Regions from separate parts of the Homo sapiens genome. Here all the other regions are linked to region 3. A link is an interaction called in ENCODE POLR2A ChIA-PET data of the cell type or tissue named here. Cell type or tissue: OCI-LY7. All regions are shown on one strand. Region 1 overlaps GPCPD1 (glycerophosphocholine phosphodiesterase 1). Region 2 overlaps GPCPD1 (glycerophosphocholine phosphodiesterase 1). Region 3 overlaps SHLD1 (shieldin complex subunit 1).

Region 1 (2,500 bases), 210 kb before region 3:
AAGCCTACTTTATTAAACTTTAGAAGGCAATCTTAAATTTTCAGCTTTACTTCTTTAAAAAAAAATTAACAGGCCAGGCGTGGTGGCTCACGCCTGTAATCCCAGCACTTTGGGAGGTCAAAGCGGGTGGATCACCTGAGGTCGGGAGTTAGAGAACAGCCTGACCAACATAGAGAAACCTCATCTCTACTAAAAATACAAAAATTAGCCGGGCATAGTGGTGCATGCCTGTAATCCCAACTACTCGGAAGGCTGATGCAGGAGACTCACTTGAACCTGGGAGGCGGAGGTTGCAATGAGCCATTACACTCCAGCCTGGGCAACAAGAGCGAAACTCCATCTCAAAAAAATAAATAAAAACTAACAACTGAGCACTGGGAAATTCAAAATCTCAGTGATAACCCCAAAACATGCAATCCTTTCATTTATTTTTTAATCCTGGTCTCATTGTACATGCAATACTTTCTAATACATTATCTGTAATAACTTATTCTTTAAGATCTAAGAAAAGGAAACAGTTCTGAAACAAAACATTCTGGAAAAGTCTGCCAAAATTTTAAGCTTTTTGGAGTAACATGGGAGATAGATCTTTGGAGAAAAAAGTAATGATGTCAATCTAAGACAATATTCCATTAACAGTACTGGTAGAGCTATTTCACAATTTAGCATACATAATGTCACACGACTGTAGAAATGTTTCCAAACATGTATATTAACAAAAATATTTTTAAAAATTTCTTCCCACAAGAATAAGTCTTAATGATTGTTTTCTTAAACAGTTACTGACATCACTCAGTTATACCAAGCACTGAAATTTAAATAAGACTATCCAATATGTAGATTGGAAGTTTGTTTTTTAACAAATCACCAAGCAAAATTATTAGCTAGCCATGTAATATCACTGCTTGCATATATCACAAATTTTTAAAACTTTTACTGATTGTTTTTCTTCCACAATTTTGAAAACAAACTGAATGTAAAAGGGGGTCTGAGGAATCAAGGCCACGTGCGGTGGCTCCTGCTTGTAATCCCAGCACTCTGGGAGGCTGTGGCGGGTGGATCACCTGAGGTCAGGAGTTTGAGACCAGCCTGGCTAACACGGCAAAACCCTGTCTCTACTAAAACAATATAAAAATTAGCCAGGCATAGTGGTTGCATGCCTGTAATCTCAGCTACTTGGAGGCTGAGGCAGAAGAATCACTTGAACCCAGGAGGCGGAGGTTGCAGTGAGCCGAGATCGTGCCACTGCACTCCAGCCTGGGCGACAGAACAAGACTCTGTCTCAAAAAAAAAAATCTCTATTTTTAGTACAACCAGTAAAAGAAACAGTCACCTAGGCATGAGTAAAGCAAAGGAAGCTAGGCCAACAGACTCTCTGAGAGTATTCAAATCTCAAGTTAACACCTGACAGTATTTACTATTCAGAAGAATTTTAGATACTAATAAACTATTGTACAAAATGACAAACTAGACTATTCTGAAAATAATTATCTATCGCAGGTGACTGATTGTCTTGTTAAAGGAAGGACTTAAAACTCAAGGGAGATCGAGGTCAAAATAAGATAGTTTGTAATGAATCTAATTATGAGTGAATGTTAGCAGCTATGAAAGTTAGAAACATAGATATGTGCTGAAAAATAAAGATGTATTTCTACAAAAATGAAGGAAAAATTTCAAAGGATACAATGAAAAACTGGCTAACATTTGACTATGAGGAAACATCCCTAATTCTACCCACAAGCAAAGAGGGGTGGATACAGAAAAAAAAAAGTTGAAATTACATGTTAATTCAGAAAGTATCTTTGGTGAAGATGTGACATCAGTGGACTACCTGCAGATTCATACCAATGTTTTCATTCCAGGAATACTCACTACTTTTGTGTGCTATGTTCAAATAAGATACTATTTTGTTTTGTCATCTGTGAAATTATTTTAAAATGTAACACATTAACACCTTATCTTAATTCACAAAGAGAACACGTCATTGTGAAAAACTGAGAAAAACGATTTCAGGACTCTTCTAAACTAAAAGGAATATGCCAGAAAAAGCAGTGCATGGAAGAAAAATGAATGGTAAAATTTCATTTACTCAATAAAATTTTGCAATGAAAGGATCTAAAAATCTGTAGTTCAAACCTTTTGTTTTATAGATGAGGAGGCTAAAGCCTAAAGGTCAACTGGCTTGTCCATAATCGCAAAACTTTTAGCTTTGGTTCCAAAACTGCCTGGGTAGATTACCTCCTAAAACTTTCAACACAGTAAAATTAACCTTTCTCCCATTTCAGCTTTTTAATGCTTTCATTATTTGTTTTCCTATCATTCTTTATATTCGTAACATTATGTATTCCAATAATTTACATCATTTCACAATTTAAGATGCCTTGCACATTACTTCTATTATTTGACAATGTACAACTAGACAAAGTTTCATAATACTTCTATTAAAAATGTTTTATTTAAAAAGCGCCACCAACTTTTTTAAAGTGTCACATTAAGCTGG
Region 2 (2,500 bases), 200 kb before region 3:
CACCTCCACATACTCTATTTGTATCCTCTCCTGGTTGTACTTGTTTCCCCCAAGGTCAGTCCTCTCTGCACTACCATTCTCGCCACATTTAGCAGAGGGTCCTTCCTCCTGTGCAGTGAGGAAATCAAGGTGATGGGGGAATTGAGGTGGGGTCTCCCCCAGTATCCCCTTGCTGTCCCTCAGCCTCCTCCTTGGCACGTACAGAGTCATCTATATCCACATCCACCATTATCTCCTTCCCTCTAATCCCTGACCCCAATCAAGCTGACACTTCTGTGGCCAGTTCTGCGGTCAGTCCATTTGCCCGACATGGCCAGCTCCTTCTAGCTTCAACTGCCTGCCTACAACTCCCCAGAAAGAGAAAATTCCGTCTTCTCTCCACGGAAGTGGCCACACACTAAACCAGAGGTGAGCACTTGGCTCAAGGGAGCCAACCCATCAGCTGACTAGCAATCTTCAATCTGCTCAATTCTGCCCAGGGGTAGAACTATACCAGATCATCTTGGCTAAGAATTTGAACTTAGACTCACACATACTCTGCCAATTGCTGTGATGAATGCTAGAATAAAGAAGCTAGATGTAGTGTGAGTCATTCACTCATTCTTTGAATACAGATATACTATGCCCCTGCTCTGATCCAGGCTCTCTGCTAGGCGCAGGAATTCAGCATAAACAAGACAAGGTCATATTTTGACCAGGCACGGTCTGTAATCTCACACCTGTAATCTCAGCACTTTGCGGGGCCAAGGTAGGCAGATGACCTTAGGTCAGGAGTTTGAGACTGGCCTGGCCAACATGGCAAAACCCCATCTCTACAAAAAATACAAAAATTAGCCAGGTGTGGTGTCAGGCATCTGTAATCCCAGCTACTCAGGAGCCCAAAACAGAAGAATCGCTTGAATTCGAGGAGCAGAGGTTGCAGTGAGCCGAGATCGCGTCATTGCACTCCAGCCTAGGCAACAGAGTGAGACTCCATCTCAATTAAAAAAAAAAAAAAAAAAAAGAGGGGGCTGGGCACGGTGGCTCCTACCTGTAATCCAGCACTTTGGGAGGCCGAGAGGCAGGTGGATCACGAGGTCAGAAGTTTGAGACCAGACTGGACAAGATAGTGAAACCCTGTCTCTACTAAAAATACAAAAATTAGCCAGGCACGGTGATGGACACCTGTAATCCCAGCTACTTGGGAGGCTGAGGCAGGAGAATTGCTTAAACCCGGGAGGCGGAGGTTGCAGTGAGCTGGGATCGCATCACTGCACTCTAGCCTGGGCGACAGAGCAACACTCCATCTCAAAAAAAAAGTAATGTTTTCAACAGAGTTTACAATCTGTCACTCAAATAATTCTATAAAATCTCCAAGAGGTGCTATAAAATAGGGCCAGAACCTAGTGGAATCTGGAGGCTGGCAGTGGGGACAGGGGAGAGAAGAGAAGGAACAGGGGGAGTATGAGAGTGGGCAAAGATCTAGGCAGAGGAAACAGCATTTGAGAACGTCCTAAAAGAGGAAGAAAGGAGGAAGGAATGGAGCACATTTAAGGAACTGAAAGGCCAGTATAGCCAGAGTACATAAAACCGAGAGGTACCTCAGTTTTATGAGAGCCCAGGTGTGATACGGCTTTGACATGCTATCTCACACTAAAATTATCTCACAGCACTTTAAGGGACAGCAAAAAATACAATGAGGCTAAAAACATATTCACACATAGGAACAAGGTTATCCCAGCCAATTGTTTCACCAACTTATTCTTTTTTTTTTTTTTTTTTGAGACGGATTCTGGCTCTGTCACCCAGGGTGGAGTGCAATGGCACGATCTCAGGTCACTGCAACCTCTGCCTCCTGGGTTCAAGCAATTCTCCTGCCTCAGCCTCCCAAGTAGCTGGGATTACAGGCACATGCCACCATATCCGGCTAATTTTTGTATTTTTAGTAGAGATGGGGTTTCACCATGTTGGCCAGGCTGGTCTTGAACTCCTGACCTCAAGTGATCTACCCGCCTCAGCCTCCCAAAGTGCTGGGATTACAGGCATAAGCCACTGCGCCCGGCCTACCAACTTCTTGCACTAGCAAAGTTTCCTTCATTTTCATACTGCCTAGAAACCACAGCCCAACCATCTCTGCCCTGTGCAAAATTAGGTATAAATTCATAGCTTTCTTGGGAAAACATGAGAACAAGACAGAGTTTGAGGAGGTTTTTGGTGTGTTTACTATGCTCCAAGCACATTTCTGCTGTCAGGCAAGACCTATAGATATTTTCATCTAAAAAATCAGGCCCACTCTAATAGCAACTCCATATTTAAGGTAATCCAGATAAGAAACATGCTAATTTAATTTTAATTGTTTTAAAGTAAAACTTTTACAATACCTGGTAAAAGAGTTCCTCTTATTTCAAAGGCAACCTGAGAAGGTGTCATTCTGATGGATTTATTTTATGATGTCGTGCTAGGAAAAAAAAGAAAAGTAACTTATAGTATAAAAATATATGCCTTAGCTAGCCACCATCAA
Region 3 (2,500 bases):
AAGGTCTCACTATGTTGCCCAGGCTGGTCTTGAACTCCTGGCCTCAAGTGATCCTTCCGTCTCAGCCTCCCAAAGCATTGGGATTATAGGCATGAGCCACCAAGCCCAGTCTGTAGATCCTTTTGAAAATCTGATAGAAAGAATGAAAGCTCTCCCAAATGTGGGAGCCTGTGGCTTCAGGGGAGTCTCCAGAATTCTAGGCATTAGATTTAACATTTAAAAAAAAACAAGGGCCAGTCGCGGTGGCTCACACCTGTAATCCCAGCACTTCGGGAGGCCGAAGCAGGCAGATCACAAGGTCAAGAGATCGAGACCATCCTGGTCAACATGGTGAAAGCCCATCTCTACTAAAAATAAAAAAAAAATTAGCTGGGCGTGGTGGCACACACCTGTAGTCCCAGCTACTCAGAAGGCTAAGGCAGGAGAATCGCTTGAAGCTGGGAGGTGGAGGTTGCAGTGAACCGAGATCGCGCCACTGCACTCCAGCCTGATGACAGAGTGAGACTCTGTCTCAAAAAAATAAAAAAGATTAAAAAAAAAAAACAAAACAAGAATGACGAAAGAGCAGGTGGTGTGGACTTGCTATTTGGAGGTTGAGGGCCTGTCTTCTGCCCCTTCGATCATTAAGGAAGTTATCCAGTCTTATGGCGAGATCAATATCATTACTGTATGGCCGGGCGCAGTGGCTCACACCTGTAATGTTAGCACTTTGAGATGCCGAGGCGGGCAGATCACTTGAGGCCAGGAGTTTGAGACCAGCCTGGCCAACATAACAAAACCTCATCTCTACTAAAAATACAAAAAAAATTAGCTGGGCGTGGTGGCACATGCCTGTAATCCTAGCTACTTAGGAGGCTGAGGTATGAGAATCATTTGAACCCAGGAGGCAGAGGTTGCAATGAGCCGTACTTACTATATATATATAGTAACTTACTATAGGTCTTTGTATATATATATAGTTACTGTAAGACATTTGTATATCGCAAAAAAAAACTATATATATATATACAGTTACTGTAAGACATTAGTATAGTGTAAAAAAAAACTAGAAAAAAAAACCAAAAAACAAACAAGAAAATCTAGCTCCTGTGTGTTTTTTACATGACCTTGTGGCACCTGCAGGCTAATTTTGTTTGTTCAGGTTTTGCCACATCCTGTGATCGTTCATTATCTTTGACTTGATATGTGACCGTACAAGAACATTTCAGTTATGGCCTAACATAATATGTGCTCTAAAAATTCCATTGCAGAAATCATACTTGATGAAGGTGGCCGTCATTCATTTTTGTCACCTAATCATGAATGCCAGTGCCACTTTCCATTTCAGGACTGGCATGGAAAGTTATGCCTGTGCATCAAACAAAAGTTTGCATGAAGAAGGAGCCTCTTGTTCAATTTTGCATGAGATGTTTCCTATTGACTTTGAAAACTTGAAGTGTTTGAAGGCAAGGGGGAAAGCAAATCAACCCAAGAGATTCCACATATTCAAAGACTCCAGCACTTTGTTTACCTAACACAGAACTGTGTGCTGGTGGCGAAATAAAGCCTTTGCCCTGAACAGGAAATCTTGGTGGAGTCCAGGCAGCAGGAGGCCTGGCAGCATTCCACAGTGATCAGCTGAAGGAAAAACAAGAGTTTACAATACTAACCCCAAATGCCCTTTTTGTCTCCCAGGAGAATAATACTATCTTGGCCTAGGAGGGTTGTGCCTTCATGCTCAACTCTTGGTCTAACAGTCATGAAGCTGCAGTAACATTCTGTTTTCCCCTCCTTAATCTTCTTTATCAAAGTCTTAATCCTTTGCTGCTGTTGTTTTTGAGATGGAGTTTCGCTCTTGTTGCCCAGGCTGGAGTGCAGTGGCGCGATCTCGGCTTGCCACGAACTCTGCCCTCTGGGTTCAAGTGATTCTCCTGCCTCAGCCTCCCAAGTAGCTGGGATTACAGGCATGTGCCACCATGCCTGGCTAATTTTGTATTTTTAGTAGAGACAGAGTTTCTCCGTGTTGGTCAGGCTGGTCTTGAACTCCAGACCTCAGGTGATCCGCCCACCTCAGCCTCCCGAAGTGCTGAGATTACAGGCGTGAGACCCCTAATCCTTTTTGTTTGTTTATATTATGAAATTAGGCCATTCTATAAGTGGTACACTTTTCAATTTCTTAAAAAAGGGAAAGGTAAATTATTTGGGGCAGACAACAAAATAGGAATGTAAATGCTTGAACTGTTGATTAAATTTGTGTGTTGTGTTGTTTTGTTTTGCTTTTTGAGCCAGAGTTTTGCTGTGTTTCCCAGGCTGGAGTGCAGTGGCGCAATCTCGGCTCACTGCAACCTCTGCCTCCTGGGTTCAAATGATTCTCATGCCTCAGTCTCCCGAGTAGCTGTGATTACAGGTGTGCACCACCACATCCAGCTAATTTTTGTATTTTTGGTAGAGACAGGGTTTCACCATTTTGGCCAGGCTGGTCTCAAACTCCCAACCTCAGGTGATCCGCCCTCCTTGGCCT

What was found. ChIA-PET counts read pairs that join two places held together with the same protein. Peaks named below come from ENCODE experiments on the same cell type or tissue, not always from the same donor. Only the 100,000 strongest peaks of a DNase experiment are listed, where the experiment ranks them.
Region 1: POLR2A ChIA-PET joins it to region 3 with 11 read pairs; 11 of 35 experiments call an interaction of 5 or more read pairs at or near these places.
Region 2: POLR2A ChIA-PET joins it to region 3 with 10 read pairs; 13 of 35 experiments call an interaction of 5 or more read pairs at or near these places.

Annotation. Positions count from the first base shown.
Region 1 is chr20:5,589,259-5,591,758 of GRCh38, forward strand. The region is part of intron 4 of GPCPD1 (glycerophosphocholine phosphodiesterase 1); the gene reads right to left. Among named protein-coding and RNA genes, the nearest start is that of GPCPD1, 20 kb to the right of the region's middle. In OCI-LY7, no CTCF peak of the experiment used is centred here; a DNase peak (open chromatin) is centred at 1,343; H3K4me3 peaks cover 1,814 bases; H3K27ac peaks cover 2,500 bases.
Region 2 is chr20:5,602,004-5,604,503 of GRCh38, forward strand. It overlaps GPCPD1 (glycerophosphocholine phosphodiesterase 1), which reads right to left. Exons shown (of 20, transcript NM_019593.5): 2 at 2,361-2,437. The coding sequence starts at 2,409. Among named protein-coding and RNA genes, the nearest start is that of GPCPD1, 7.8 kb to the right of the region's middle. In OCI-LY7, no CTCF peak of the experiment used is centred here; a DNase peak (open chromatin) is centred at 1,558; H3K4me3 peaks cover 2,405 bases; H3K27ac peaks cover 2,500 bases.
Region 3 is chr20:5,803,358-5,805,857 of GRCh38, forward strand. All of the region lies in intron 2 of SHLD1 (shieldin complex subunit 1), which reads left to right. Among named protein-coding and RNA genes, the nearest start is that of SHLD1, 54 kb to the left of the region's middle. In OCI-LY7, no CTCF peak of the experiment used is centred here; DNase peaks (open chromatin) are centred at 604 and 1,164; H3K4me3 peaks cover 1,330 bases; H3K27ac peaks cover 2,500 bases.